Regions from separate parts of the Homo sapiens genome. Here region 1 is linked to region 2. Evidence: read pairs that join two places in POLR2A ChIA-PET (ENCODE). Cell type or tissue: OCI-LY7. All regions are shown on one strand. Each heading gives the region's core, and the rest is flanking DNA. Links, peaks and the distances in the headings are about the cores only.

The links. ChIA-PET counts read pairs that join two places held together with the same protein. Peaks named below come from ENCODE experiments on the same cell type or tissue, not always from the same donor. Only the 100,000 strongest peaks of a DNase experiment are listed, where the experiment ranks them.
Region 1: POLR2A ChIA-PET joins it to region 2 with 6 read pairs; 1 of 35 experiments calls an interaction of 5 or more read pairs at or near these places.

Annotation. Positions count from the first base shown.
Region 1 is chr1:6,713,854-6,728,980 of GRCh38, reverse strand. It overlaps LINC01672 (long intergenic non-protein coding RNA 1672), which reads right to left and starts at 4,236. Exons shown (of 2, transcript NR_104620.1): 1 at 4,131-4,236. RefSeq lists an enhancer at 13,871-14,692. In OCI-LY7, for the core only: a CTCF peak has its summit at 8,815 (motif pointing left); a DNase peak (open chromatin) is centred at 8,790.
Region 2 is chr1:8,510,044-8,525,170 of GRCh38, reverse strand. All of the region lies in intron 7 of RERE (arginine-glutamic acid dipeptide repeats), which reads left to right. It overlaps LOC124900452 (small nucleolar RNA SNORA77), which reads left to right and starts at 13,252; the gene lies at 13,252-13,376. In OCI-LY7, for the core only: no CTCF peak of the experiment used is centred there; DNase peaks (open chromatin) are centred at 7,114, 8,140 and 10,043; H3K4me3 peaks cover 3,440 bases; H3K27ac peaks cover 4,958 bases.

The DNA.
Region 1 (15,127 bases), core at 6,729-11,728, 1.8 Mb after region 2:
ATACGTATATACGTATATATACACGTATATATGTGTGTATATATATACATATATATGTATATATACACGTATATATGTGTGTATATATACGTATATATGTATATATACACAGACATATATATACATCTCATATATATACACACACACATATATATATATATATGACAGAACATATATATATTCTCTCGTGGTTCTGGAGGCTTGAAATCTAAACCCAGGCATCCCCAAGGCCATGCTTTCCCTGGTGGCTGTAAGGGAGGATCCTTCCTTGTCTTTGCAGCTTGCAGAGGTTGCCTCGACATCCCTCGACTTGCAGACGCATCATCACGCCCAAAAGGTGGCCGTCTCCTCCCTGTGTCTTCATATCATCTTCCCTCTGTGTGCACCTGTGTCCGAATTTCCCCTCTTTAAAAGGACACCAAGGCCGGGCACGGTGGCTCACGCCTGTAATCCCAGCACTTTAGGAGGCCAAGGCGGGAGCATCATGAGGTCAAGAGATCAAGACCATCCTGGCCAACATGGTGAAACCCCATCTCTACTAAAAATACAAAAATTAGCTGGGCGTGTTGACGGGTGCCTGTAGTCCCAGCTACTTGGGAGGCTGAGGCAGGAAAAACGCTTGAACCCGGGAGGCAGAGGTTGCAGTGAGCCGAGATCACGCCACTGCACTCCAGCCTGGCCACAGAGCGAGACTCTATCTCAAAAGAAAAAAAAAAGACACCAGTCGTATTGGATTAGGACCCACCCTAATGATTTCTTTTTTTTTTTTTTTTTTTTTTTGAGACAACATTTCATTCTTGTGGCCCAGGCCGGAGTGCAGTGGTGCGATCTTGGCTCACTGCAACCTCTACCTCCCAGGTTTAAGTGATTCTCCTGCCTCAGCCTCCTGAGTAGCTGGGACTACAGGCATGAGCCACCGTGCCCAACCTAATGATTTCAATTAAATTATTTCAAAGGCCCTATCTCCAAATACAGGCACATTCTGAGGTCCTGGGCATAGGACTTGCCTTCAACATAAGAACTGGGGGACCCAATTCAACCCATAACAGCCCTCAAAAGACTTCCCTCATATTAAATGCAGACCAGATCATTCCTAATATGATCAGTGTAGATCGGGGTTCTCAGCCTCGGCACAGTTGACATCTGTCCAGGCAATTTTTTGTTATGGGAAGCTTTCCAGAGCATGACATAGGGTATTTATTAATAGCAGGATCTCAGGCCTCTACCCGCTAGATGCCAGTAGCACCTCTCCCCTCCCTTGTAAGAACCAAAAATGTCCCCATTTATTCATTTATTGCCAAATGTCCCCTGCAAGGGGAAGAGCGCCCCCAGTGGAGAGCCACTGAATTAAGTGAAATGTAGGCCGACCTTAGAGAAGCATTGCAAGGGGACTGAACACAGATGAAGAGGTTAGAGCGCTCACACATCAGGCAGAGAATCTTCCCTAAAAGCGGCGGATTCTGTGAACCCCCTAAATGTCCAGATTCCTTCATGAATTTCAAGAGTGGTTATTGTGTGCCAAGTATATATCAGGCGCTGATCTGGGCACTGGAGGAAAAAAGAGAACAAGACATTTTATTTTTATTTATTTATTTATTTTGTTGTTGTTTTTTGAGATGGAGTCTCACTCTGTCACCCAGGCTGCAGTGTAGTGGCGTGATCTCGGCTCACTGCAAGCTCTGCCTCCCAGGTTCAAGCGATTCTCCTGCTTCAGCCTCCTGAGTAGCTGGGATTATAGCTGGGATTACAGGCGTCCGCCACCACGCCTGGCTAATTTCGTATTTTTAGTAGAGACGGGGTTTCGCCATGTTGACCAGGCTGGTCTTGAACTCCTGACCTCAGGTGCTCCACCTGCCTCGGCCTCCCAAAGTGCTAGAATTACACGTGTGAGCCACCATGCCTGGCCAAGAACAAGACATTTTAAAACCCCTGCCTTAAATATCATACATTTGAGTGGAGAAGACTGAAAATAAATAAGATAAATAAAATATGTAGAATGCTGGATCATCATATGTGTGAATGTGAAAAAAAAAAAAAACAAGGGAAGCAAGGAGGACAAGAAGTGCTGGGAGGATGAAAAAAAAGTGCTTTTTTTGTGTGTGTTAGATGGAGTCTCGCTCTGTCGCCCAGGCTGGAGTGCAGTGGCATGATCTCGGCTCACTGAAACCTCTGCCTCCCAGGTTCAATCGATTCTGCTGCCTCAGCCTCCCAAGTAGCTGTGATTACAGGCACGCACCACCACACTCAGCTAATTTTTGTATTTTTAGGAGAGATGGGGTTTCGCCATGTTGGCCAGGCTGGTCTCAAACTCCTGAGCTCAAGCAATCTGCCTGCCTTGGCCTCCCAAGGTGCTGAGATTACAGGCATGAGCCACCACGCCCAGCCTGGGATGCTGAGATTTTCCAGGGTGGCCCGGGCAGGGCTCACTGAGATGTGGGGACAGGCTGAGAATGGGGGAGTGGGCATCGAATCATGCAGATTCAGGAAGAGCATTGTAGCTGGAGGGAATAGCCAGGGCAAAGGCCCTGAGGCAGGAGTATCCCTGGGGAGTCTGAGGAACAGGAGGAGGCCTGTGGGGCTGGGGCAGCGTGGACAACAGGGAGAGGGTGGCAGATAGAGTCAGTGAGGGAGGGGCGGGAGACAGATGACGGAGAGCTTTCGGGTCATGGCAGAGACAGGCTGGCACCCTGAGAGTTATGAGGAGCCAGTGGAGCTCCTATGTGTGTGTGGCGGGGGGTGCGGGAGGTGGGGGGTAAATCATCCAACATTTAGCAGGATTCCTCTAACAAGGGGCTGAAGAAGTGCCAGGGCAGAAGTCCAGCTATGTGACTATTACTACATCCAAGAGAGAAACAGGGATCCACAGACTAGCGCGGTGGGTGGCGTGAAGTGCGGGGAGATCCTAGATGGATGTGTTTGACGGCAGTGCCAACGAGATTCGCTGATGTGCCAGACATGGGCTCTGAGAGAGCGGGGAGGTCTTCGGCTTCAGCAAACGGAAGACAGAGCCGCGATTAATTGAGACGAGGAGTCAGCAGAAGCAGCTGGTTTGGAGGGAATATCAGAACGTTTGCTATTTGTTTTCATTGGGGTGCAACAGACATAACATAAAATGTGCTCTTTTAGCCACTGTGAAGGGCACAGTTCTGTGGCCATTACTACCTTCACACTGTTGTGCAGCCATTGCCACCACCCATCTCCAGAACCAGGGCAGGAAGCCCGGGCACTTCGACACTGAGTTCCATAGTGGAGCCGGGTACAAGTTGGCCTAAAGATAGGGTTATAGCCAGCTGGGCGTGATGGCTCACGCCTGTAATCCCAGCACTTTGAGGGGCCGAGGCGGGTAGATCACCTGAGGTCAGGAGTTCGAGACCAGCCTGGCTAACATGGTGAAACCCCCATCTCTACAAAAATACAAATATTAGCCAGGCCTGGTGGCGGGCGCCTGTAGTCCCAGCTACTTGAGAGGCTGAGGCGGGAGAATCAGTTCAACCCAGGAGACAGAGGTTGCAGTGAGCCAAGATCACACCACTGTGCTCCAGCCTGCGTGACAGAGCGAGACTCCATCTAAAAAAATAAAATAAAGATAGGGTTGTCAGATGTCCCTCTTCTCCAGGGACAGACCAGATTCTAGCCATTGCCCTATAATTAATAGCGGCTCTTCTCACTCTGGAAAGTGTTCTAGTCTGGGTGATAACATGGCCACCCCTCTTACTCTGAAGTAAGAACTCCCAGGCAGCATCTCTTGTAAAGTAAAGATGCAGAGCTTCAGGGACTCAGAACCTCCACCTGCGCTCCTCCACTACAGGCACATCTCAGTTACTTGGACCCAGTTCAAGGATGGGTGAAGGCCTGTTTTTGCCAATGACTAAACAACCTTGGAGAAGTCTGTGCACATCGGTCGCTATGTCCTTGGTTCTGGCAGGAAGCAAATGTAAACTCCCAGTCGTGAGGGCAACCACATAGCCTTGGGTCTCCTTTCCTCCTCGACTCACTGGTTCTGACGCACTAAACAAATGATAAGCCTAGATTGCTAGTCTTTGGCTGTGATATCTCCTGCTAGAACTTCCATCTCTCCCACAGCCTACCCTGTGGGACCATCTGCTTCTTTACAGCAAATCTCACCTCACCTGTTGACATTTACATGCACATGCCAAAACTAAGAGAAAGCCTGAAGAATGTGGGACATGAGGAGCTGGGATGTTCCTGGGTCGCTCCACGCTTCATGAGTCAGGCAGGCTGGAATGTGGTTGAAAATCAGGGAGTTATGGATACACATTCCAAAGTCCCCGGTGACATGTTCAGAATGAACGGAACTCCATGACAGGCAAAAACAACAGCCCTTGTTTAATTCTGAAGTTTACATGCACATTGGCACTGTTCTATCCTAACCTTTTGTTTCCATGGAAACCATTTATGATACCACAAAAAGAGGATTCTGACCAAAGTAAGGAAGGAATAGCAGCAATGGAAACTTGCTTTCAAATGAGCTTCAGGTAGAGGGAAGGACAGGGAAAAAAAAAAACAAAGAAACAAAATGTGGAGCCTGATACGGTTTGGATTTGTGGCCCTGCCCGAATCTCATGTCAAATTATAATCCCCAATGTTGGAAGATGGGCCTGGCGGGAGGTGATTGGATCATGGGGGCAAACTTCCCCCTTGCTGTTCTCGTGATAGTGAGTGAGTTCTCGTGAGATCTGGTTGTTTGAAAGTGTGCAGCACCTCCCCCTTCGCTCTCTTTTCCTCCTGCTCCAGTCACGTGGGACGTGTCTGCTTGCCCTCCACCTTCCGCCATGATTGTAAGTTTCCTGAGGCCTCCCAACCATGCTTCCTGTACAGCCTGTGGAACCGTGAGCCAATTTAACCTCTTTTCTTTATAAATGACCCAGTCTCAGGTAGTTCTTTATAGCAATGCAAGAACAGACGAATACAGAGCCATGCCCAGAGCTATTGTTAGGGAGAATGACTCTCTCCGGATGCCCTAGGATGGATGTTTGTGGCCCACTCCTACCAGAGTTGATTCTGACGATCTAGCTGGCTGAGTAACCCTTCCAAAAACTGCTTTACCCTTATGTTTTCTTTTCTCAAGAAAAAAAGTGTTGTTCAACCAAGGGGAAAGCACTCTCTGTTGTAACCCAAGCATGCAGAGGCATGGGGTGGAGGAGCAGACGTCACCTAGAGTATTAGTTTCCTGAGCCTGCTGTAATAAACTTGGTAGCCTAAAACAATAGAAATTTATTTTCTTACCGCTCTGGAGGTCAGAAGTCCAAAATCTGGGTGTCAGTAGATCCACGCTCCCTTTGAAGACTGTAGGACAGACTCCTTCCTTGCTTCTTCTGGTATCGGTGACTTGTTGGCCTGTGGTTGCTTCACTCCAATCTCTGCCTCTGTCTTCTCATGGCCGTCTCCCCTGTGTCTGTGTCTCAAATCTGCCTCTACCTTTTTCTCATAAGGACACCTGTCAGTGGAGCTAGAGTCCATCCTCAATCCAGAATGATATCAAGATCCTTCATTACATCTGCAAAGACCCATTCTCGAAATACGGTCCCTTTCTCATGTTCTGGGGGTTAGGACTTGGACATCACTTTTGGGAGCCACGATTCAACCCACTATACCCATATAACAGGAGACTTTGCCGTGGCAACTATAAAAATTCACATTCCATTTTGGGAGGCTGAGGTGGCAGATCACGAGGTCAGGAGACCTTCCTGGCTAACACGGTGAAACCCTGTCTCTACTAAAAATACAAAAAAAATTAGCCGGGCGTGGTGGCACACGCCTGTAATCCCAGCTACTCAGGAGGCTGAGGCAGGAGAATTGCTTGAACCCAGGAGGCGGAGGTTGCAGTGAGCCAAGATCGTGCCACTGCACTCCAGCCTGGGCGACAGAGCAAGATTCTGTCTCAAAAAAAAAAAAAAAAAAAAAAAAATTCACATTCTGAGCACCAAATGGGAAACCCCGTAGGTCTTGAAGCTTTGGCCAATTTCGGAAAAATTGCATGAGCAGTTCCTACCACTCCAAGACCTGGGCACGGCAGGGAATCTGGGGCGTTGCCATGGTGATTCTAAACCTTGAAACTTTTGTCTTTTCATATTGTTTGCAAGGAACTAGTTACTCAAACCTCATATGAAATGCAGGAATCCAACAGATAGGCTGTTTCTAGAGTAAGCTCATTGCTTGGAGTGAGAACTCCCCTCTGCCTTCATTGAAGAAACAGCACCTGTGACGTTCTTGGGATTCTCCCCAATGACCACCATACTAGGCTTAGCAACAACCTTAAACTTTCAATATAATCAGACATACCTGAGAGTGAGGAGGACAGACGAGGTAGAAGAGAAATGCTCCAACACAGCCCTCCACCACTCCTATTCAGAAGAAATTTTGAAAATGCTTGAAGGAGGCCAGGCACAATGGCTCATGCCTATAAGTCCCAGCATTTATAGAGGCTGAGGCAGGTGGATTACTTGAGCTCAGAAGTTCGAGGTCAGCCTGGACAACATGGTGAGAACCCGTCTCTATAATTAAAAAAAAAAAAGAGGCCGGGCACTGTGGCTCAAGCCTGTAATCCCAGCACTTCGGGAGGCCAAGGCAGGTGGATCACCTGAGGTCAGGAGTTCGAAACCAGCCTGGCCAACATGACAAAACCCCATCTCTATTAAAAATACAAAAATTATCTGGGTGTTGTGGTGTGTGCCTGTAATCCCAGCTACACAGGAGACTGAGGCAGGAGAATTGCTTGAACCCAGGAGGCAGAGGTTGCAGTGAGCCAAGATCGTGCCACTGCACTCCAGCCTGGGCCACAGAGCGAGACTCCGTCTCAAAAAATAAATAAATAAATAATAAAAATAAATTTTAAAAAAGAAAGAAAATGCTTGAGGCTGGGTGTGGTGGCTCACACCTGTAATCCCAGTAACATGGGAGGCCCGAGGTGGGAGAGGATCACTTAAGGCCAGGAGTTCAAGACCAGCTGCAGCAACCTAGTGAGACCTCATCTTTATTTAAAAATTAAAAAATTTAAAAACAAAACTCTTGACTCTACTAAGATACTGTTGGTAACACGGACAGTGAGTGAAAAGCCTCTGTATGAACAGCTTATCATGATTGGCATGACTCTGCCACCCACATCTGTATTTATAAGCAGCTACAGAGGGCCAGGTGGCAGGTGAAAGCTTGTTTCTCCAGGAAACAACAAACTCAGAGAAGCCGTGGCTTTTGTTGAATCTTCCTGGAACTGTCATGCAGGAAAGCCTGGGAAAGGGAAGATTTGGGTAAGTTCATCAGAGTTTCAGTCTGGACAGGATTTTGGCTGCAGATTCTCTTGGTAATTTCCTTTTACATGAGGTAAAAACGTGAGTGACTTTCCTCATGTTAATACATCCATCACCTTCTAGATCCAGCATCCTGCTTCCAGTAGCGTGCTGGGGCCTCCTGTAGCATGCTGGGGCCTGAACACATGGTCTGACTTCGCAGTCATGGCACTGAACCCCTGAGAACCTACCAAAAAGGAGGGTGCAGAGGAAAACCCTCTCCTTGATGGTGTCCCGCATGGCAGAAACAGGCTTTGCTCCTGGAATACTTTCAGGCCCAGGATCATCTTCACAATGAAAAACCAAGACTAGGCCCGGGCGTGGTGGCCCATGCCTGTAATCCCAGCAATTTGGGTGGCCAAGGCAGGCGGATGGCTTGAGCCTAGGAGTTTGAGACCAGCCTGGCCAACATAGCAAGACCTTGTCTCCACACAAAATGCAAAAATTAGCCAGGCGTGGAGGCATGTGCCTGTAGTCCCAGCTACTCAGGAGGCTGAGATGGGAGGATTGCTTGAGCCCAGGAGGTGGAGGCTACAGTGAGCCAAGATCACACCATTGCACTCCAGCCTGACAGAGTGACAGAGACACTGTCTCAAAATAAAAAAATACAAAAAGATAAACCAGGACTGGGAAAACAGAACTAAGGTGGTATGCCCACTTATTGTGAGCCTTCTGGAAGGAGGTCGTGCACTTTTGAAAAGAACCAGAGAGGCCAGGCGTGGTGGCTCATGCCTGTAATCCCAGCACTTTGGGAGGCTGAGGCGGACAGATCACCTGAGGTCAGGAGTTCAAGACCAGCCTGGCTAACATGGTGAAACCCTGTTTCTACTTTAAAAAAAAAAATACAAAAAACATAGCCAGGGCCGGGCACGGTGGCTCACGCCTGTAATCCCAGTACTTTGGGAGGCTGAAGCAGGTGGATCACAAGGTCAGGAGTTCAAGACCAGCCTGGCCAACATAGTGAAACCCCGTCTCTACTGAAAATACATAAAATTAGCCAGGCGTGGTGGCGGGCACCTGTGATCCCAGCTACTCGAGAGGCTGAGGCAGAAGAATCGCTTGAACCCGGGAGGCAGAGGTTGCAGCGAGCCAAGATCACGCCATTGCACTCCAGCCCGGATGACAGTGTGAGACTCTGTCTCAAAAAAAAATTAGCCAGACGCGGTGGTGCACGCCTGTAATCCCAGCGACTAGGGAGGCTGAGGCTGGAGAATTGCTTGAACCCGGGAGGCGGAGGTTGCAGTGAGCCAAGATTGCGCCATTGCACTCTAGCTTGGGCAACAAAAGCAAAATTCTGTCTCAAAAAAAAAAAAAAAAAAAAATGAAAAGAAAAAGAGAAAAGAACCAGAGAATCAAACACATTGTCCACAAAACAGCCCTGCTTCTGCACAAGCAGGTGATGGGGGCGCCATTTTCCTGAAACATCCCCCTTCCTATTCTAAACCTTCAAGTGCAGTCTCTTTGTACGCTTCTGTTCATTGGGACCACAAGTCTGCCCTCTGCTGGTTAAGGGACATGCAAGCATTATTACAACTGGGAAGGGGACCAGTGCTGTGGCCCCTTAACCGACATTTTTCCCAGAGGGGCAGTGATGTAGGCAGTAATGTACTTACCTCCTAACTCATAGAGACTTTATCTTAAGAGTCAGAGCTGTTGAGTGGCCGATAAAACATTCTCTACCTTCATGGGTCACAGATAACATCTACACGCCGCATATCCCAGGGAATTCTAAAATCAAGCTGGTGTTATCACACCTATGGCTAAAAGTCCTCTGAAACATCATCATATAAGTTAATCTCAAAGAGAAAACATAAATAAACCAAGGAAACATAAAAACAGTCATTGAAAGATACAAACCTGAGTCTGAATCCTGGTCTTTCTATTTACTAGCTCCGTGAGCTGGAACGAGTACTCAACCTCTTTTTTTTTTTTTTTTTTTTTTTTTTTTGAGACACGGTCTGAACTCTGCTTCCTAGGCTGGAGTGCAGTGGGGCGATCTCAGCTTACTGCAACCTCCGCCTCCTGAGCTCAAGGGATCCTCCCATCTCAGCCTCCCAAGTAGCTGAGACTACACACAAGCACCACCACGCCTGGCTAAGTTTGTATTTTTTGTAGAGACGGGGTTTTGCCATGTTTCCCAGACTTGTCTCAAACTCCTGGGCTTGAGCGATCTGTCCATCTCAGCCTCCGAAAGTGCTGGGATTACAGGCATAAGCCACTTCGCACTGTTATTCAACTTCTCTAAACCCCAGTTTCCTCAACTGTAAAATGAGGCTGTCTATAATTACATCAGATAATTGTTGAAAAGATTAAATGAGATCATTAATCAGGTAGCACAGTGCAGTATCTGGCACATTGTAAGCATTCTTTAAATCAGGGGTGTCCCGTCTTTTGGCTTCCCTGGGCCACATTGTTAGGATTGTCTTGGGCCACACATAAAATATACTAAACACTAACAATAGCTGATGTGCTTCAGCAAAAAAAAAAAAAAGGCCAGGCACCGTAATTTACAGCTGTAATCCCAGCACTTTGGGAGGCCGAGGCAGGCAGATTACCTGAGGTCAGGAGTTCAAGACCAGCCTGGCCAAGATGGTGAAACCCCATCTCTACTAAAAATACAAAAATTAGCCGGGCGTGGTGGCACATGCCTGTAGTCCCAGCTATTCAGGAGGCTAAGGCAGGAGCATCACTTGAACCCAGGAGGCAGAGATTGCAGTGAGCCAAGATCATGCCACTGCACTCCAGCCTGGGCAACAGAGTGAGATTCCGTCAAAAAAAAAGCAAAGACATCTCATAATGTTTTAAGAAAGTTTACAAATTTGTGTTGGACCACATTCAAAATCGTCCTGGGCTGCATGCAACCCACGGGCCACGGGTTGGACAAGCTTGCTTTAAATGTTAGCTTAAATATTTTTCTCTTTCAATTCATTTTATTCTAGAAGCTAGAAATCTTTGCTCACAGTGGCGCAGTAGGAAAAGCCAGTGTTGGAGAAGAGAAGTGTGTATTGAGACCGACAGCTTCATCACCTGTGGTCCTCAACCAGGGGCAATTTTGTGTGCCCAGGGGGTTTTGGCAATGTCTGGAGACATTTTTTGGCTGCCACACCCGGGGACTGGTGCTGCTAGAATCTGATGAGTAGAAGCCAGGCATGCTGCTAAATAGCCTTCAATGCATAGATCAGTTCCTACAACAAGGACTTATCCAGCCCAAAATGTCAATAGTGCTGAGATTGGGAACCCTCTCCCGGCCTCACGAGAAGCGTCTTCAGCTTTAACACTGAAGACCTGAGTCCTTGGCCAGCCACTGTATACAATCAAAGCTGTGCTTCTCTAAAGTTGAAAACTCATTTAGTAATGCCAGCTGTGAGCACTGTGAACAGGTATGGCACTAAGCAATGGTGACTCTGCTGAGTTCCAGAACTTTCTATCTCTTACTAACCAGTAGCATTTCTGCTTACAGCTTGGCTTTCCAGATGACAATAAAAATAGAAGCAAAGTATCTGGATTAAAAAGCCACCCAAAGTCAAGGGGTCAAGGCTCCATATATATATATATTTTTTAATCATAATACACATAAAACTTACCATCTTAACCATTTTTAAGTGTACAGTTCAGTAACACTAAGTACATTCACATTGTTGTGAAATCAATATCCAGAACTCTCATCTTGCAAAACTGAAACCCTATACCCATTAGACAAGAACACCTCCATTTTCCACCCCAAGGACTCTCAATATTTTCATAAGATAAAATACTCACAGAAAAACAAATTGAAACAAAACAAAACACAAACCGACCAACAAAAACCCAGAAGGTTTTTTGTTTGTTTGTTTTTTTTTTTTTGAGACAGAGTCTTGTTTTGTCACCCAGGCTGGAGTGCAATGGTGCCACCACAGCCCACTGTAGCCTCAACCTCCAGGACTCAAGCGATCGTCTCACCTCAGCCTCCCAAGTAGCTGGGACTACAGGCATGTGCCACCACACCCGGCTAATTTTTAAACATTTTTTGTAGAGATGGGGTCTCACTATGTTACTCAGGCTGGTCTCAAATTCCTGGGCTCAAGCTTCCTGAGTAGCTGGGATTACAGGTGCCCGCCACCATGGCCGGCTAATTTTCATATTTTTAGTAGAGGCGAGGTTTCACTATGTTGGCCAGGCTGGTCTCGAACTCCTGACCTCATGTATTCCGCCCACCTCGGCCTCCCAAAGTGCTGGGATTACAGGCGTGAGCCACCACGCCCAGCCACAAAATATTTTTTAAAATTATCTGGGCATGGTAGTGCACGCCTGTAGTCCCAGCTACTTGAGAGGCTGAGGTGGGAGGATTGCTTGAGCCCAGGATTTGGAGGCTGCAGTTAGCTATGATCATGCCACTGCACTCCAGCCTGGGTGACAGAGCAAGACCCAGTCACTAAAAATAAAAATTAAAAAATAAATAAATAAAAGGGGCCCTGGAGAGGTACCTCAGCCCTTCTGCCATATGAGGAAACAGAAGACAGACGTAAACCAAAAAGCCAGCCCTCACCAGACACCACATCTGCCAGCGCCATGGTCTTGGAGTTGTCCAGCCTCCAGAACTGTGAGGAATAAATGTCTGTTGTTGAAGCCACCCAATCTATAGTCTTTGGTTATGGCAGCCCAAACGGACTAAGACACGAAGCTTACCAAATGGCAGAGCCATGTGCTTCCCGAGATCAGCGATGCTGAGGAGAAGGCTGATCTACCCCAGTTCAGGAAGAGGGACTTAGGGCTTTCCTTGGCAATGTTCTGCTCCTGGGGGGTCCTTGGTACTCAAATCTGAACTCTGTTCCTCTGCCTATCAGTGAATGAAAACATCTCCTGGCTTCTCCACTTCCATCATTTTTTTGTTTCCAGCTCTTTCTCTCCTCCCCGTTTTAGCATACAGTAGTCCCCTCTTATTCACAGGGGATATGTTCCAAGATCCCCAGCGGATGCCTGAAGCCTCAGATAGTACCCATCCCTATGTATATTGTTTTTTCCTACAGACTACATGCCTATGATAAAGTTTAATTTATATATTAGGCACAGTAAGCAATTAACAATAAGTAATAATAAATAGGACAATTATAACAATGTGCCAGCATCACTACTCTTGCAAGTTGGGGCCAATGTTAAGTACTACAAGGGTTTCTTGAACACAAACACGGTGATACCATGACAGTAGCTCTGACAACCAAGATGGCTAAGTGACTAACCAGCAGGTAGAGCCTGGATGCGCTGGACAAAGGGAGGATTCACGTTGCAGACGGGATCAAGCTTACAGCGAGAGATCTCATCACGCTGCCCAGAATGGTGCACAGCTTAAAACTCATGGATTATCCCCTCTCCCTCTCCCCACGGTCTCCCTCTCCCTCTCCCTCTCCCCACGGTCTCCCTCTCCCTCTCTTTCCACGGTCTCCCTCTGATGCTGAGCCGAAGCTGGATGGTACTGCTGCCATCTCGGCTCACTGCAACCTCCCTGCCTGATTCTCCTGCCTCAGCTTGCGGAGTGCCTGTGATTGCAGGCACGCGCCGCCACGCCTGACTGGTTTTCGTATTTTTTTGGTGGTGACGGGGATTCGCTGTGTTGGCCGGGCTGGTCTCCAGCTCCTAACCGCGAGTGATCCGCCAGCCTCGGCCTCCCGAGGTGCCAGGATTGCAGACGGAGTCTCGTTCACTCAATGCTCAATGGTGCCCAGGCTGGAGTGCAGTGGCGTGATCTCGGCCCGCTACAACCTCCACCTCCCAGCAGCCTGCCTTGGCCTCCCAAAGTGCCGAGATTGCAGCCTCTGCCCGGCCCCCACCCCGTCTGGGAAGTGAGGAGCGTCTCCGCCTGGCCGCCCATTGTCTGGGATGTGAGGAGCCCCTCTGCCTGGCTGCCCAGTCTGGAAAGTGAGGAGCGTCTCTGCCCGGCGGCCATCCCATCTAGGAAGTGAGGAGCGCCTCTTCCCGGCCGCCATCACATCTGGGAAGTGAGGAGCGTCTCTGCCCGGCCGCCCATCGTCTGAGATGTGGGGAGCACCTCTGCCCTGCCGCCCCGTCCGGGATGTGAGGAGCATCTCTGCCCGGATGCCCCGTCTGAGAAGTGAGGAGTCCCTCCGCCCGGCAGCCGCCCCGTCTGAGAAGTGAGGAGCGTCTCCGCCTGGCAGCCACCTCGTCCAGGAGGGAGGTGGGGGGGGTCAGCCCCCCGCCCGGCCAGCCGCCCCGTCCGGCAGGTGAGGGGCGCCTCTGCCCGGCCGCCCCTACTGGGAACTGAGGAGCCCCTCTGCCCGGCCAGCCGCTCCGTCCGGGAGGGAGGTGAGGGGGTCAGCCCCCCACCCGGCCAGCCGCCCCGTCCGGGAGGGAGGTGGGGGGGTCAGCCCCTCGCCCGGCCAACCGCCCTGTCTGGGAGGGAGGGAGGTGGGGGGGTCAGCCCCCCGCCCGGCCAGCTGCCCTGTCCGGGAGGTGAGGGGCGCCTCTGCCCGGCCGCCCCTACTGGGAAGTGAGGAGCCCCTCTGCCCGGCCAGCCACCCCGTCCAGGAGGGAGGTGGGGGGGGTCAGCCCCCGTCCGGCCAGCCGCCCCGTCGGGAGGTGAGGGGCGCCTCTGCCCGGCCGCGCCTACTGGGAAGTGAGGAGCCCTCTGCCCGGCCACCACCCCGTCTGGGAGGTGTACCCAACAGCTCATTGAGAACAGGCCATGATGACAATGGCGGTTTTGTAGAATAGAAAGAGGGGAAAGGTGGGGAAAAGATTGAGAAATCGGATGGTTGCCGTGTCTGTGTAGAAAGAGGTAGACGTGGGAGACTTTTCATTTTGTTCTGTACTGAGAAAAATTCTTCTGCCTTGGGATCCTGTTGATCGGTGACCTTACCCCCAACCCTGTGCTCTCTGAAACATGTGCTGTATCCACTCAGGGTTGAATGGATTAAGGGTGGTGCAAGATGTGCTTTGTTAAACAGATGCTTGAAGGCAGCATGCTCCTTAAGAGTCATCACCACTCCCTAATCTCAAGTACCCAGGGACACAAACACTGCGGAAGGCCGCAGGGTCCTCTGCCTAGGAAAACCAGAGACCTTTGTTCACTTGTTTATCTGCTGACCTTCCCTCCACTATTGTCCTGTGACCCTGCCAAATCCCCTTCTGCGAGAAACACCCAAGAATGATCAATAAAAAAAAAATAATAATAATAATAATAAAATTAAATTAAATTAAAAAAAAAAACTCATGGATTATTTCGGCCGGGCGCGGTGGCTCACGCCTGTAATCCCAGCACTTTGGGAGGCCGAGGTGGGCGGATCACAAGGTCAGGAGATTGCGACCATCCTGGCTAACATGGTGAAACCCCGTCTCTACTAAAAATACAAAAAATTAGCCAGGCATGGTGGCAGGCATCTGTAGTCCCAGCTACTCAGGAGGCTGAGGCAGGAGAATGGTGTGAACCCGGGAGGCGGAGCTTGCAGTGAGCTGAGATCGTGCCACTACACTCCAGCCTGGGCGACACAGCAAGACTCCGTCTCAAAACAAAACAAAACAAAAGACTCATGGATTATTTCTAGAATTTCACATTTAATATATATTTCTTTTCTTTTCTTTAAGACGAGGTCTCACTCCATTGCCCAGGCTGGAGGGCAGTGGTACCATCAGAGCTCACTGCAGCCTCCATCTCCTGGGCATAAGCCATCCTCCCACCTAAGCCCCCCAAGCAGCTGAGATGACAAGCGCATGCCACCACACCCGGCTAATTTTCGTATTTTTTGCAGAGACGAGGTTTTGCCATGTTACCCAGGCCACTCTTGAACTCTTGGACTCAAGGGATCCACTTACCTCAACCTTCCAAAGTG
Region 2 (15,127 bases), core at 5,945-10,944:
TGATTTTTTTAAAAATGAAAGGTTATGTCACATCAGTTTTTACTTAGTCTCTTGCCTTCAAAAGGAAGCAGACTCATCTTCCTTTTAGAGCTTATGGAAAATTCTTTGGCAATTAAAAAAAGTATGCATTGACTTTTGTGTTAGAAATTGAAGTTTAGGTATTTTGTTTATTTTTGTATCTGTTTTAGAATCGGATAGCATTTTTTGCATATGTGTATGTTGTCATGTGACTTGGAATTCTATTCTCTTAAATGGAGTAAAAAGAGTAGTTGGTGCTGAGAAGGCAGTCATTGACAAGGCCTCATTTCGTACCCACTGCTTGATAGCCAGACACTAGTTTCTTCTACCCAGGGGAAGTTGTGCTTTTGGGGTGTCCTGTTGCAGAGCAGGTTCAGACAGATGGCTTTCACTGTGGTTTATTTAGGGAGCCAGTCAGAATAAGATTTAGGACAAATTGAATTCTTACCCAAGTAGATATTAAATGAAGTTTTTGAATTATACTGTTTGCTCCTTTTTGTTTCCACTCCTTTTTCTTCTGATAAAGGTTAGAAAAAATTTGAATGCCACCTAAATTTTGTGCATTTGTGAGGATGGAAGAAAGCATACAATATAGAAGAATGTGCAACTGAAAAACCCTCATAGGAAGGAGAAGAAATTTACTATGCATTGATACAAGGAGAAATTCCTTGTGTAAGCTCTTAGTGGTGTAGTGTGAATTTGGAGTGTTGCATGGTCAACTCTTTCCAGGGAGGCCCTTGATTTTAGTGGAAAGTTTTTAGGAAGGCTAATGTTGGTGAATTCTAGTCACTGAAAATATTACTGAAGTATAATCTGTATTCTTACAGATTCAATTTTGGGATTGCAACTAAGGAGATGAATTGTAGAAGGATAATTTAGGGTGTGCGTTTATTATTTTTGTGATCAATTTTTTTACCCATGTGAGGGCTTTCTTCCCATTGTGACCATATTTATTTGGGCATTGCACTGGGGAGTTTTGGGGAGGTACCCCATACCATATAATGTTGCTTCTGGAACTCGCCTTATTTTACTCTGTTTAAAAGCACCATTGCTCTTCCTTCCTGCTTCTTTTAATAAAAGTATCCCTTCAATAGACGAGAGGAACTGGACACTGCACCACTTTCTGTCATGCACTTGTGGGATCTGGGCAGGACTCACATTTCATGCTCAAGGAACAAACTCATTGTTTGAGTCAGGAGAATATTGCCTTTCTGTTCTAGATCTTTACCTCTTCTGAAACTTTCTTTACAGTTAACAAATAAAAATGTGAACAGGAAGCTGTGCTCACAGCCGAATCAGCTCTGGATCAGGTTCCTGCCACTGGTGTGGCTGGCCTGTGTGGGCCTAGTACAAATCTGTATTTATGGAGCTTGGATGCCGCCATCTATTTGATGGTGAAGACTTGTGGTTGCTGACTGTGATCTGTGGATATTCTGTTGTTAAGAGTCGAATTTGTCTATGTTTCAAATCCAATAAAGTAACTCTAATGAGTGTGGTATGTATTTCTTCTATATTATCCTGTCTGGGAAAAATATTTTTTGGAATGCTAAAGGCTTGCTTCAGGGCTTCTGTGCTTGTCTGGTGGAGGAGGTGAGGGAACAGCACATGGGAAGTTACTCTGGTGGTTGATGAAGTCTTTGGTCTGTGTAGCTTGAACATGGAAAAGATGCTAGTTTGTTTCATTTTGGCTTATGGTTCTGCTTCTGTTGCACTTGAGAATATCAGGAAATGTTGGGAATGTAGCAAGTAGATGTTTCAAAAAATAGAGAAGTTCACAAAGTTAATATCTTATTAGTTGTTCTTATCATTGTAATAGAATCTCGAATTCGAATCTGAGGGAGCCTCACATTTAAAGCGTTCCTCTGTCAACATAAGTTTTGCAGTCTGTCTTTGGTTGAAAGCTAGAATGAACTTGATTGTGTTTAATTGACATGTCACTTTTTTTTCTTTTTCTTTTTGAGATAGGTTCTCACGCTGTCACCCAGGCTGGATGGAGTGCAGTGGTGTGATCTCAGCTCACTGCAGCCTTGACCTCCCTGGGGACCTCCCTAGGCTAAGGTGATTCTCCTGCCTCAGCCTCCCACATAGCTGGGACTACAGGTGGGCGCCACCACACCTGGCTAATTTTTTGTATTTTCTGTAGAGAAGGGATTTCACCTTGTTGCCCAGGTTGGTCTTAAACTTCTGGCCTCAAGCAATCCATGCTGCCTTGGCCTCCCAAAGTGCCAGGATTACAGGCCAGCGTGCCTGGCCTGACACTTCATTCTTTTTTTTTTTTTGAGACGGAGTCTCGCTCTTGTTGCCCAGGCTGGAGTATGATGGTGTGATCTCAGCTCACTGCAACCTCCGCCTCCTGGGTTCAAGCGATTTGCCTGCCTCAGCCTCCTGAGTAGCTAGGATTGCAAGCATCTGCCACCATGCCTGGCTAATTTTTGTATTTTTTAGTAGAGACGGGGTTTCACCATATTGGCCAGGCTGGTCTCAAACTCCTGACCTTGGGTGATCTGCCTGCCTCAGCCTCCCAAAGTGCTGGGATTATAGGTGTGAGCCGCCCTGCCCGGCTGACACTTCATTCTTAATCTTCTTTTCACTTCTTCCTTGACTCGTGGCTACTGTGTTAATTTATGAATTAGAAGACTCTAATATATCTAAGACCAGATGTCTGTGATTCTCTAGTTGTTCTTTTTTCCTGATTCTTTTCCTTCTGAATTTGTTTTCTTTTCCATTTTACTTTGTGTATTCATTTATTCAACATATTCATACCAAAGACGCATTTGCCAGGTACTTTTTGTTTGTTACTCAACCGAGTTGTCTTCCACCAGAAAACCGTGTATTCTAAGACTGTAACATAAATGTCTGACAGGATGAGAGAGAAGGTAGAAAATAATAGCTAAAGGAATATTTTAGATGGTGTGTACATTCACAAATCTTCTCCTAAATAAGCACAGATAATTAGTTATCATCTCTTCTGAGCAGTTTCTGATAGGGGCATGCCTGTATTCCTGCAACTGTGGGTGATAAAGCATGAGTCTGATTTATTTTTCTTTTTGGTCTAATGAGACTCATGCTTGAATGTACTTTTAAAACAATTCTGAAAGATAACTGATCTCATATTGTATACTCTATGATACTTTGAGTCTAAGGTAAAACACTTAATTCAACTGGGAAAATTAGAGATTATTTCTATCAAACTTCTTTGAGCTACACATTTATTTGTGATTATTTGATTTTTTTCCCTATTGGACATCAAGCTTTTGGGGCAGGGGCCAAGTCTATTCTTACGGTCTCCATTTCTAGTAGAGTACCTGGCAAATGGGTCTTTGGTATGAATATGTTGAATAAATGAATGCATCATCTGTGGTAAGAGGAAAGGCTAGATTTGGAGCCAGGTAGTGTGGTTCAGATTCCACCTAATAAGTGACAATTGGGCAAGCGGTGACATTCGACAGGTTCCTTCCCTCCTCTGAGCTTCATTTTTCTCATGGGTAATCTGGAAATAAATATTTCTTACAGTTTTTGTAAAGATTAGATGAAAACAACTTGGAAGTGCTTGGCACATAGTTGCTTAGTACATTATTGTTATTAATTCGCAGGTCAAATGTACAGTCTCAAGCTCATGTAGATATGATTATCTCAACAACAACATATATTTTTAAATTTTTAATTAAAAAAAATAGGCATGCAGGTCTCACTTTGTTGCCTGGGTTGGTCTCGAACTCCTGGCCTCAAACTATCTTCCTGTCTTGGCCTCCCAAAATAGTAGGATTATAGGCATGAGCCACTGTGCCTGGCCAACATCTTTTTATTTTTAATAGCCTGTTCAACTAAGACAATGCTAGGGATTGTTTTAGGAATTACACTAATTATTAACCACCAGTATGTTTAATAACTATTTACTGATCCACTTTCTTCTTACTCTCTTTGAGTGTTTATGTTTTTCTTTATACATCTTGGAGTTCTTTTTTTTTTTTTTTTTGAAAAAAAGAAGCTCTACTTCCATAATTTATAATATTGGGTGTGTTCAGCATTAAACATTTCCTGCCACTTTCTCACTTACACACACTAGGTGCATGTGTGTGTGTTAGTTATTGCCTGTTTGTGTTCTCTTCCTTCTATATTCATACCACTGCAGCGAGGAGGAATAAGGCAATTGTCATGTTTTTTTATAACATTTCCCTGAGGGGACAAAGAAACCTTTAGACGTGTTGTAGACATGCTTGCTTGGTCCAAAGTCCCTTTTTTTTTCTGGGGGTGCTTCATTCAGCTTTGTTATACAGTTTGATTTCAATATGCAGAAAGCTAGCACCATCTTGGGTCAGGAGAGCAGCTTAATCTACAGTGACTGCTGCTTTGTAAGTGGGTTTCGGTCATAGTGGTTTTTTTTTTTTTTTTTTTTTTAAAAAGTTTTTTGGCTGAATCTCCATGTGTGTGCAGGCAGCTTTGTTAGGCCGCAGCCCCTAAACTTTGCCACAGGCCATTACAGTAAAGTTCCCTAGGAGCCTGTGGTGGAATGTTGTTTTATGACGTTGCCAGATACACGGTAGGTTACCACATAATGGAGAAGAGAGAGAAGGCAGATAAGAAATTTAGACAACGGAGCAAAGTCACTATAGCACTTTGAAACTGGATCTTTCTCACCTGTTAAATTTTTTTGACCAGTTTTTTTCCTGACATTACTCATACATTATTGTGTGTGGAGGCCATATTTACTGCATCTTACCAGCATGGAAATTCTTATTATTCTTCAGGCAATGCCAAATTTCTAGTTCTGGACCCTGAATTATATTTAGGAGGACCCTGTGGGAGAGCTGCCGGTGTGGCCTGGAGTCTTCTTCAGTAATTAACTCAGTGTGACCCCTTAAAAGAGCACTTTTCTTTCCTCAGGCCTTGATTTCTTCTATTAAGCTAGAAGATTGGATCAATGGCCTCTCAGGAACTTTCCACAGAGAAAATTTAGAATTTTATGATTTTGGATTTTGGACAAGTTCTTGTGTTGGCCTTTGTATTTATTTGTGTGTGAATATGGAAGTGGTAACTTTAAGTTGACTAAATCTCTTTGTTTTTTCATTTGTATTTGTTTTTAGTTTTATTTTTGATTGAATAATGAATTTTGTTCCTGTTAGGCAGTTTAATCAAACCTACGTTTAAGTTAATTTTGCTTGGAGGGCTGGCTTTCTGTCACGGGGACTTCACTAGCTAAGCTTTGCAGCAGAGCCCTTGCTTGCTGTCTGTGGCTAAGCAGTAGTTGAGTTAGAATATTGGAGTCATTTATTTATTAAAAATGTATCTAGTAAGAGCCAGTGAGTTCTGCATTATGGTGACCAAAACCAGTTTTAGTTCTTACCCGCATGTACTTCCAGTCTAGAGGGCAAGACAGCCATTCAAAGAAATAACTACAAAAAATAAATATAAAATCCTGACTGTGATATGGGTGGAAGGAGAGGTAAGTGGTACTTCGGGAACTCATAATAGCAGGATTAGCTTCCATTCTCACTTATTGCCAGTATATAGAGTTTAATAATATTAATGACCCCTAAGCAATAGGTACTATGTCTAGTTCTTTCCATAAATCATCTTTTATTTTTATAGCAACCTTGCATAATAACATTATCAACTTCATATCATAGATGAGGAAACTAAGGAATTAGATTTAATTGTGTCCTCAAAATCACAGAGCAAACAAAACCTGGGTACTGAAACTTATTTTTAAAATTTTATTAGCGACAGGGTCTTGCTCTGTTGCCCAGGCTGGAGTGCAGTGGTGTGATCATAGCTCACTGCAACCTCAAAACTCCTGGGCTCAAGTGATCCTCTTGTGTCAGCCTCCCAACTAGCTGGGACTGCAGGTGCATTTTACCATGCCTGGCTAATTTTTAATTTTTGTTGTTTTTGTTGTTTGGTTGGTTGGTTGGGTTTTTTGTTTGTTTGTTTGTTTGCAGAGACTAGGTCTTGCTATGTTGCCTAGGCTGGTCCTGAACTCCTGGGCACAAGGGACCCACCCACCTTGGCCACCCAAAGTGCTGGGATTACACACATGAGCCAGCCACCATGCCTGGCCTGATACTAAAATTTTAATTCAGGTTCATTTAATTCTGAAGACCATGCTCTTTCCCTGCTTTTGAACATCTAGACTCAGGTGTGGGTGTGACAGTGTCATGGGAGATCCTAATAGGAAGTACAATGATGTTTCTTTTAATGTTTGTTTGTTTATTTGTTTATTTATTTATTGCTGTTTCTTAAGGAGCAGGGCTAACCCACAGAAAGTGTGCCCAGAGTCGGCCAGCACAATGATTTTATTCAGATTTATGGAAATTTTTCTCTAAAAATGAATGGGAATATATGATGGGATAGAATACAACATTCGCATGGCTTTTTAAGATACTATGTTAGATTTTAAAAAGAAATTTCAGACTTGTTCAGGGCAGCTTTGAAGTATGTGTTCATGCTGGGGAAAATTGAGAAACCCAGCATATTGCACTAGTCTTCCTTCTTAATCCTCGCTTTCACTCCTACCTCACAATCCATCTAAAAAAGTGATTCTGATAAATTGCCTTTTGGTTTTCTTAAAATGTAGTGTATTTTGTTCTGGACCCACAGACTTCTTCTGTGGTCATTTTCTAAATGTGTACTAAGTAGCGTTTCTAAGATCTTCATTCTGTTGATGCCATGTCAGTCTTCCTGCTCAACTTAATACCCTGTGGAAAAGATAAGAATGTCTGCTGTGTGATATTTACCATCTGAAGGACAGGGAGAGAGATTTCTCAGTGATCTCATTCATACATGACGCCAGCCACAGAACAAGGGTCTGACTTGAGCCTTTTCTGTCCCAGCACCTTGGGAATGGGCCACAGGCTACACGACTGTTAGGACCCAAGGCTTGGGGAGGGGCTGAATGAGGGGGTCAGCTCTTGCCCTTAGTTGCTTCATGGTGGTGCCTTCTGTTCATGTGTTCTTCCCATATCTCTATCCTCCTCCCTCATCTTCCCTTGTAGAATCAAGTGCCTATCTTAAGCAGTCACCGTGATCACATAGAGATCTTTGGGCGTCTTTGGTGAATGTTCACAGAACATTGCCTTCCTGCCCCTTCCCCTTTCTTCAGGGTGAAGAAGTGGCCGCATCATGTTCTGGGCCAAGCCTCTGGGTTGGGCTGGGATCCTGCATCTAGCAGGCATGCTCTTCTCACAGACCCTCCCTTTGCCTGCCATCGCCACCTCCATCTCCTCTGCAAAGATGCTTCTCCCTTTTTGATATTCATTTACAGGCTCCCTGCTCCTTTCTGTCCATTCCCTGTTTACTTCTTAGAATAAAACGTTTCCATGGTAACAGGTTACTTTTCAAAGGGAACATCTTGTCATTTTATTTAATCCACTGCAGTTGAAGAGGACTGAAATATTAAGTTGTAGTTGCTATGGATACTGCTTTGTTACACTGGGGTTTTTTTGTATCAGATTTCATATACAATGACTTTCTGTTTTTTTAATACTTCAGGAATAAAAACAACAACTTACCATTATTGTTGTAATTTGGCTTCTGGAACTATTTTTTTCATATTCTAAAACAAAGATTTGTAGAATAATGTAGGCTGAACTTAAGTTGTTTTGAAAAACATATTATTTACATTAGCTACACAGAGAAATTCCTTCTTTTGCTGGGGATGATAGTGACACTTCTTAATTCGGTTTTTGTAATATGATTCACAGTATAAAGATGTCTCCAAGATGATGAATCCACAGCAGAAATCCTTAGTAAACATAAGGAAAAAATAAATATGTCACTTGGAGTTAATTTCTTGAATCTCATTGCTAATAAGCTGTGGCCCTCTTTCTTCAGTTACTGGTTCAGCTGTGTACAGTGTAATTTGAGGTTGATCTGTTTGTCCTTTAATCAGCTTTTCTCATGTCTGGTGTTCTTTCTGATTTCCCATCTGCCTGTAGTATATCCCCCCCTTCATTTGACTTTTTTAAAACTTTAAATTTTTTGGATTCACAGGAAGTTGCAAAGATACCACAGAGTGGTCTCATCTTTTGTAACTGTAATACGATACCAAAACCAGGAAACTGGCATTAGTAGATTGTGTGCGTGTAGTTCTGTGCCATTTTATCACATGGATAGCTTTGTGTAACCACCACAACAATGAAGAGACAGAGCTATCCATCACTACAAAGCTCTCCCTTTGTGGTCGCACCCTCCGCCTCCCTCCCTCTCCCCACCATCTCTAACACCTGGCAATCACGAATGTGTCTCCATTTCTGTAATTTTGTCATTTCAAGAGTATTATATACATTGGCCTCTAACTTTGATAGGTTTTTCTCTTTCATCATGACTTTCAAACTTAAAAAAATTCTTTTGATCATTTTGTCTTGCTTGGGTGTTTGAAATAAACATAGAACCAAAATAGGGAAAGGGATATGGATTCTCATCATTCTGTTTGTAATTAATTGTGTGATTTTGGTTCAGTAACTTAATCATTCTGCCATATGGGAGTGTGATTGAGAGCTCTGACTTTGGAGTCAGCTGACCTTGAGTAGGATTCCTGATTTCTCCACTTATTTGCTGTTTAATCTTGGGCAACTGCGTAACGTCTCTTGGCTTCAGTGACCTGACCTGTACACTTACTACAATAGCACCTATCTTACAGGGTCGCCTGTAAGATTAGATAAGAAAATAAATGGAAATTGCTTACCTTGCAATGCCTGGTACATAGTAAATGTTCAATGGATATATTAGTTGCTTTATTAATGTTAAAATTAGTATTGTTATTATTATTACCTATGGAGATACTGCCTCATAGAGTTGTCGTGGAATAATGAAATAATATGTGCCCAGCATAGAAAGCACTTAGTAATTGATAGCTAGTATTATTATTTTGCTTGTGTTTGTTATGTAACTATAATACACCTAGATTTTTTTTTTTTTTTTTTTTTTCCTCTGAGAGAGTCTTGCTCCGTCCCCCAGGCTGGAGTACACTGGCGGGATCTCGGCTCTCTGCAGCCTCCATCTCCTGGGTTTGAGCAATTTTTCTGCCTCAGCATCTTAAGTAGCCGGGATTATAGGTGCCCACTACTGCACCCACTACCACGCTTGGCTAATTTTGTATTTTTAGGGGTGGGGCTTCTCCATATTGGCCAGGCTGTTTTGGAACTCCTGACCTCGGGTAACCTGCCCACCTCAGCCTCCCAAAGTGCTGGGATTACAGGCACGAGCCACCGCACCCGGCCTACACCTAGATTTAAGATAACGTATGTGAAAACTCTTAAGATGAGGATAAAGATAGATGTGTGTGTATGTTGCATTATTCTGGATATTACTTGCATCTTTGGTTTCTTAATTCATACAGTAGTATCCTTTATATGTCTTGGCTAGGATTCATACTGCCTTTGGTCTGGATTTTTCTTCCGAAGTTGATGACCACCCTGGCTTTGACTAGACCTACTTTGTTAATTCAGCAGCATTGTACATCCAAGCAGAAACCTCTTTAGTAGCTATGTTTTGTTGTTGTTGTTGTTGTTGTTTGTTTGTTTTTTGAGACAGTCTTGCTCTGTCACTCAGGCTGGGGTGTAGTAGCATGATCTTGGCTCACTGCAACCGCTGCCTCCCAGACTCAAGCAATTCTCCTGCCTCAGCCTCCTGAGTAGCTGGGACTACAGGCGCCTGCCACCACGCCCGGCTAAGTTTTGTATTTTTAGTAGTGTGGGGTTTCACCATGTTGTCCAGGCTGGTCTTGAACTCCTGACGTCAGGTGACCTGCCTGCCTCAGGTGAGCCACCACGCCCGGCCTGTTTGTTTTTTTAAAGACAGTCTAGCTCTGTTTTGCCCAGGCTGGAGTGCAGTGGTGTGATCATAGCTCACTGCAGCCTCAAACTCCAGAGCTCAAGTGATTCTCCTGGCTCAGCCTCCTGAGTAGGTGGGATTATAGGTGCGTGCCACCGTGACCAGCTAATTAAAAAAACATTTTTTATAAAGCCTGTTGCCCAGGCTGGTCTCAAACTCCTGAGCTCAAGCTGTCCTCTTGCCTCAGCGTCCCAGAGTGCTGGGATTCCAGGTGTGCACCACCACGTGTAGTGCTGTGTTGCTTTGAACACAGGATAGAAAGACACCTGAATTTCTGTGAATAGCAATACTAACATGTCTGTTAATATCAAAACATGAATTAAATGCCTTAATACCTAGAAATGAGATAATACTGTAGAGCACCTAGGACAGATAGTAAGTGCTGAAATGTTAGCTACTGTTGTTATTCATCAAAGAAGAAAGCTGGAGTCTTCTAGATGAATTTTAGCCTCCAGCACTTGCTGAAGTTCAGAATGTGCCATAATCAGTGCTTCTCAGAGCATAGCTTGTGGACCTCATTATTATTATTATTATTTCTCTTTTCTTTTCTTGTCTTGTCTTTTCTTTCTTTTCTTTTCTTTCTTTTTTTTTGAGGCGGAGTTTCATTCTTTTTTTGCCCAGGCTGGAGTGCAATGGTGTGACCTCAGCTCACTGTAACCTCTGCCTCCCGGGTTCAAGCAGTTCTCCTGCCTGAGCCTCCCGAGTAGCTAGGATTCAGGCACACACCACCCGGTATGGCTAATTTTGTGTTTTTAGTAGGGATGGGGTTTCACCATGTTGACTAGGCTGGTTTCGAACTCCTGACCTCAGGTGATCCACCTGCCTCGGCCTCCCAAAATGCTGTGATTACAGGCGTGAGCCACCTCGCCCAGCCTATTAGTATTTTTTAATCCCAAGACTTGGCTTCCCGACTTAAAAGTCTTCTGCCCTATACCAAAAGACAGTGATTGTCTTGAGGAGAAGCCTTGGTTCCGTCGAGACATTTGAGTTAGAAGCGAAGCTAGCCACTTTTTTCATGGAATATCAGTTACTCTTTGAAAGAACAACTGACAGACAAACTGTGGTCATTCAGACGTGGGCATTTGGCAGAAACTTTCTTGAAGATGAATTAAGTGAGCTTGTTATTTCAAGGAAAACACTGATACTATTTGACAAGGCTAAGATTTGAACTTTCAAGTAAAAATTAGAATTTCGAAAAGCTTGTACTCACCACTCTGAGCCTGACAGCTTCTCTACACTGAAAGGCATTTCTTATGAGATAGGTGATATTAATATGATTTTTAAAAAATGCTGTATAAAGAACTGGTTGATATTTGAAAGATCTGCAGAACTGAGTAAACTGACATTCTCTATAAAACCAATGCATGACATTACAAAATCACATCTGAGTAGAAGATCCATTCATTCAAAGGCAAGACAGACCAATGGATTTCAGAGTAGCACAGTCAAAAGACTATTGATAGGCTTTTAGACTCACCTTGTGTACACATCTTTAAGAAATGATTACTTGTTGAGTTTTTGTTTTGTTTTGTTTTGTTTTTGAGACAGAGTTTCGCTCTTGTTGCCCAGGCTGGAGTACAATGGCACGATGTTGGCTCACTGCAACCTCTGCCTCCCAGGTTCAAGCAATTCTGCTGCCTCAGGCTCCTGAGTATCTGGGATTGCAAGCATGCAACACCACACCCGGCTAATTTTTTGTATTTTTAGTCGAGACAGGGTTTCACTATGTTGGCCAGGCTAGTCTCGAACTCTTGACCTCAAGTGATCCTCCCACCTCGGCCCCCCAGAGTGCCGGGAACTTGTTGAGTTTTTGGTGTAGTATCAAAAAGGCTATATTCTTCCCTTTTCTAGTTACATCACTGTGTTAGGCTGTATTATCTTCATATAATTTAACCACAACAATATATTGCAGCAGATTGAATTCAAAAGTAGATAGGAGAATCTAGCTGTCTTTTCTATTAAGTCAAATATTAATGAGATTTGCAAAAACATAAAATAATGCCTCACTTTTTACTAAAGGTTTCTGCTTAAATGCAATTACTTTTTATAAGAATATGTATATTGTTATGTAATGGGCTTATTGCTATTTTTAAATCAATATTTTGAAAGTTTTCAAAAATTTAGATTTCTTGGGATGTTCAGTAATTTTTATTTTTATTTTTTGTAATAAGCTTTATTTCTGTTTTGTCCACGGCTTGGGAGAGGGGTCCAGGGTAGTGGCTGGAGGCGCTGCTTAGGCAGTAGCCCTGAACTTTGAGAGGGGCTCCTAAAAGTTTGCTGGGCTCTGTAGGCTCCTCGTGGTGCTTGAGGGTGAGTCTTTTGGAAGAAACATTTACCCAGCCCAGCCTGGGGAGGTTGGTCTGGTAGTCGCCGATCTTGTTGTTGAGTTTCACCTCCTCATCTAGGAAGTGGCTCTCCGGAAGTCACAGAAGATGGGGGTCTGTGCAGGCAGAACCCAGGGCCTAAAGATCGAGGATCTGGTTCAGGTTCTTCCCCAGAGCCATGGTGGCTTCCATGGAACCCAGGGTTTTTACCCCCACTCATTTTGAGATGGCTTCTCCACATCCTGGAAATGGGTGCCGCTGCCACACACACATCTTCAAGAGACACTCAGTGCCCTGAATCTTCTTGGCCGATTCGTGGAAGAAGTCACTCATGCCTCCCAGAGCTTGCGGGGTTGAGGAGCTAACCACAAAAACAGTGGTGGCTGGTCCCAGAAGCAGGATATGGCCGAGAAGAAGGGTGCTGGAGGTTGCAAATGGAGGGGAGATTGGAGGGCAGTTGGAGGCTGGAACAGATGGAGTCCCAGGATATGTGCTGTTCAGACATTGTTGAAACAAGAGACAGATTCTGGGACCACCAAGACACACTCCAGTAATTATTAAGAGTGTAAAAGGGTACAGAGACCTAAAAGTTTGAGAAATGTTAAGTAAAAGACAAAATGTAGTCATTGCATCAAGATTGCAATTGATGATTAAGAGTGTTTCCTGGCCGGGCGCGGTGGCTCACGCCTGTAATCCCAGCACTTTGGGAGGCCGAGGCGGGTGGATCATGAGGTCAGGAGATCGAGACCATCCTGGCTAACAAGGTGAAACCCCGTCTCTACTAAAAATACAAAAAATTAGCCGGGCGCGGTGGCGGGCGCCTGTAGTCCCAGCTACTCGGGAGGCTGAGGCAGGAGAATGGCGTGAACCCGGGAAGCGGAGCTTGCAGTGAGCCGAGATTGCGCCACTGCAGTCTGCAGTCCGGCCTGGGCGACAGAGCGAGACTCCGTCTCAAAAAAAAAAAAAAAAAAAAAAAAAAAAAAGAGTGTTTCCTACAAGCTGTTGATACTGTCATGTTTAAATATCATTAATGAGTGAGGTGTGAACCACAAAGGTGCATTCAAGAAGGGAGCAGTTCACAGACTCACTTTGCACCTGGCTGCAGCCTCATGGGGGTGCTTTTTCCATGTGCCAGGGAAACATTCTGGGGTGTTGTGGCTGCCTGACCTATCAAGGGTGATGCAGCTGTCTGGGGATACAGGATAAAAAAAAAAAAAAGAAAAAGAAAAAAGAGAGGAGAGCAGTGCGGCAGCAGGGGAGGGATACTTAGTTCAGTAAGGAGGATTCTGATTGCTCGGTGGATCCAGATACAGCTGGATGCTGGCACTTCCCCACCATGTGTACTTCTTGTCTTTCACCTTCAGCTCATATTCTGACAGTTTTTCTGTCAGCTGCATCAAGCTTTGTCTAAGGTGGTGTGTTGCTATCTACCTCTTTATATCTTGGACCTAAAAAGTACTTTTGCCATTTATTCTATATTCTGTAACTCTTGCATATAGTAGGCTAATGCCATTGTCTGCACCTCAGATCCTACCTGCTCAAAAAGAACTTTGTTGTATTTCTTGCTATAGAACCCTGATATTTAAAAGTTACATACAATTTAAAAATACTTTTGTTGCAAAGAGGGATTTTTAAATAAGCTTTTAAGAAGTTTCCTTATTTTATCTTGGTTTTCATGTTATAGCCTACTTATTAGTACTCTTCCCTGTTATAAACTTAAACAATTTTCAAGTCTCTTAAGATGGCCCAATACATTTTTTTGTCTCATTTGTATTATTAGTTTAATAATAATTATCTGCATCCTATTTTTATGGAAATACGTGAGATATAAGTAGTTCTAGTCAACAGGGTATTTGGGAGTTTGTTTCATTACCATGGTACATTGGGTTTTTTTAAGCTAAATATGATGATAAATTGGCTTATTAAAATAAAAATGGGGTTGGGCGGTGAGTGCGGTGGCTCATGTCTGTAATTCCAGCGCTTTGGGAGGCTGAGGTGGGGGTCCCTTTGAGCCCAGGGTTTTGAGAACAGACCGGGCAACATAGCAAGACCTCATCTCCAAAATAAAATAAAAATCAAGCAGGAATGTTTTTTCTGGAATTATCAAGGACTTAACAGTGTAGCCATGATATGGAAATGATATCCAACCACTGGAGAACTCCAGAGTAACAGACCTTCTGGAAGAACCCAAAGGTTGAGCTGCAGGCAGAAGTTACTGAATGGGCTGTGGCTGAAGGTTTCTGAAATGATACATTCTGGCTAGACCTACTTGTAGGCAAGAAAGCATTTGGAAAGTATTTAGAGCTTTTGGCAGCTTGTTTTGCTCACAGCTAGTTAGAAAATAGAAAAGGACAAGTTGGAAGGGAAATAGTGGTAACGCTGACTGCTTGCTTGTTTTTCTTAAAGAAGCGCTTGTGATTAAAATAACTTGTGGCTGATTTGATTCCTTTACATACCTCCTAAAACAGCTTCTTCCATTTCCTGCATAAACCTATGAGAACAATCCATCTTTTAGCTTCGTTTTTCCACATACCATTCTCCTAATGAAGAAATGAAGATGACTTGTATGATGAAGTCAGCCCACATGCAAGCATTTCCCTGTCACCGCCCCTCCCTTTCAGCCTGCCACCTCTGCATGCTTTCATTTCTACTTGGAAAGTCCTCTTTTTTTTTCCTGCTGCTAGGCCTATTATCTCCTTCTGTGTCTTCTCTTGAAGCCGCCTCATTTTGGTACCTCCCCTTCACATTTTTGTACTGTGTCTTTTGAAGTGTCTTATGTTGATGAATACGGGCATCGGCCTGTTCTGGTGTTTTGGTACAGATGCTGCCTCGCCAGCTGGAGGCTTGTAAGATTCTTGATGACTGGGCCACCACATTTCTTCTTCTTCCTCTTCTTCGTCTTCTCCTCCTCCTCCTTGTCTTCCTCCTCCCTTTCTCCCCTTCTTCCTCCTCTT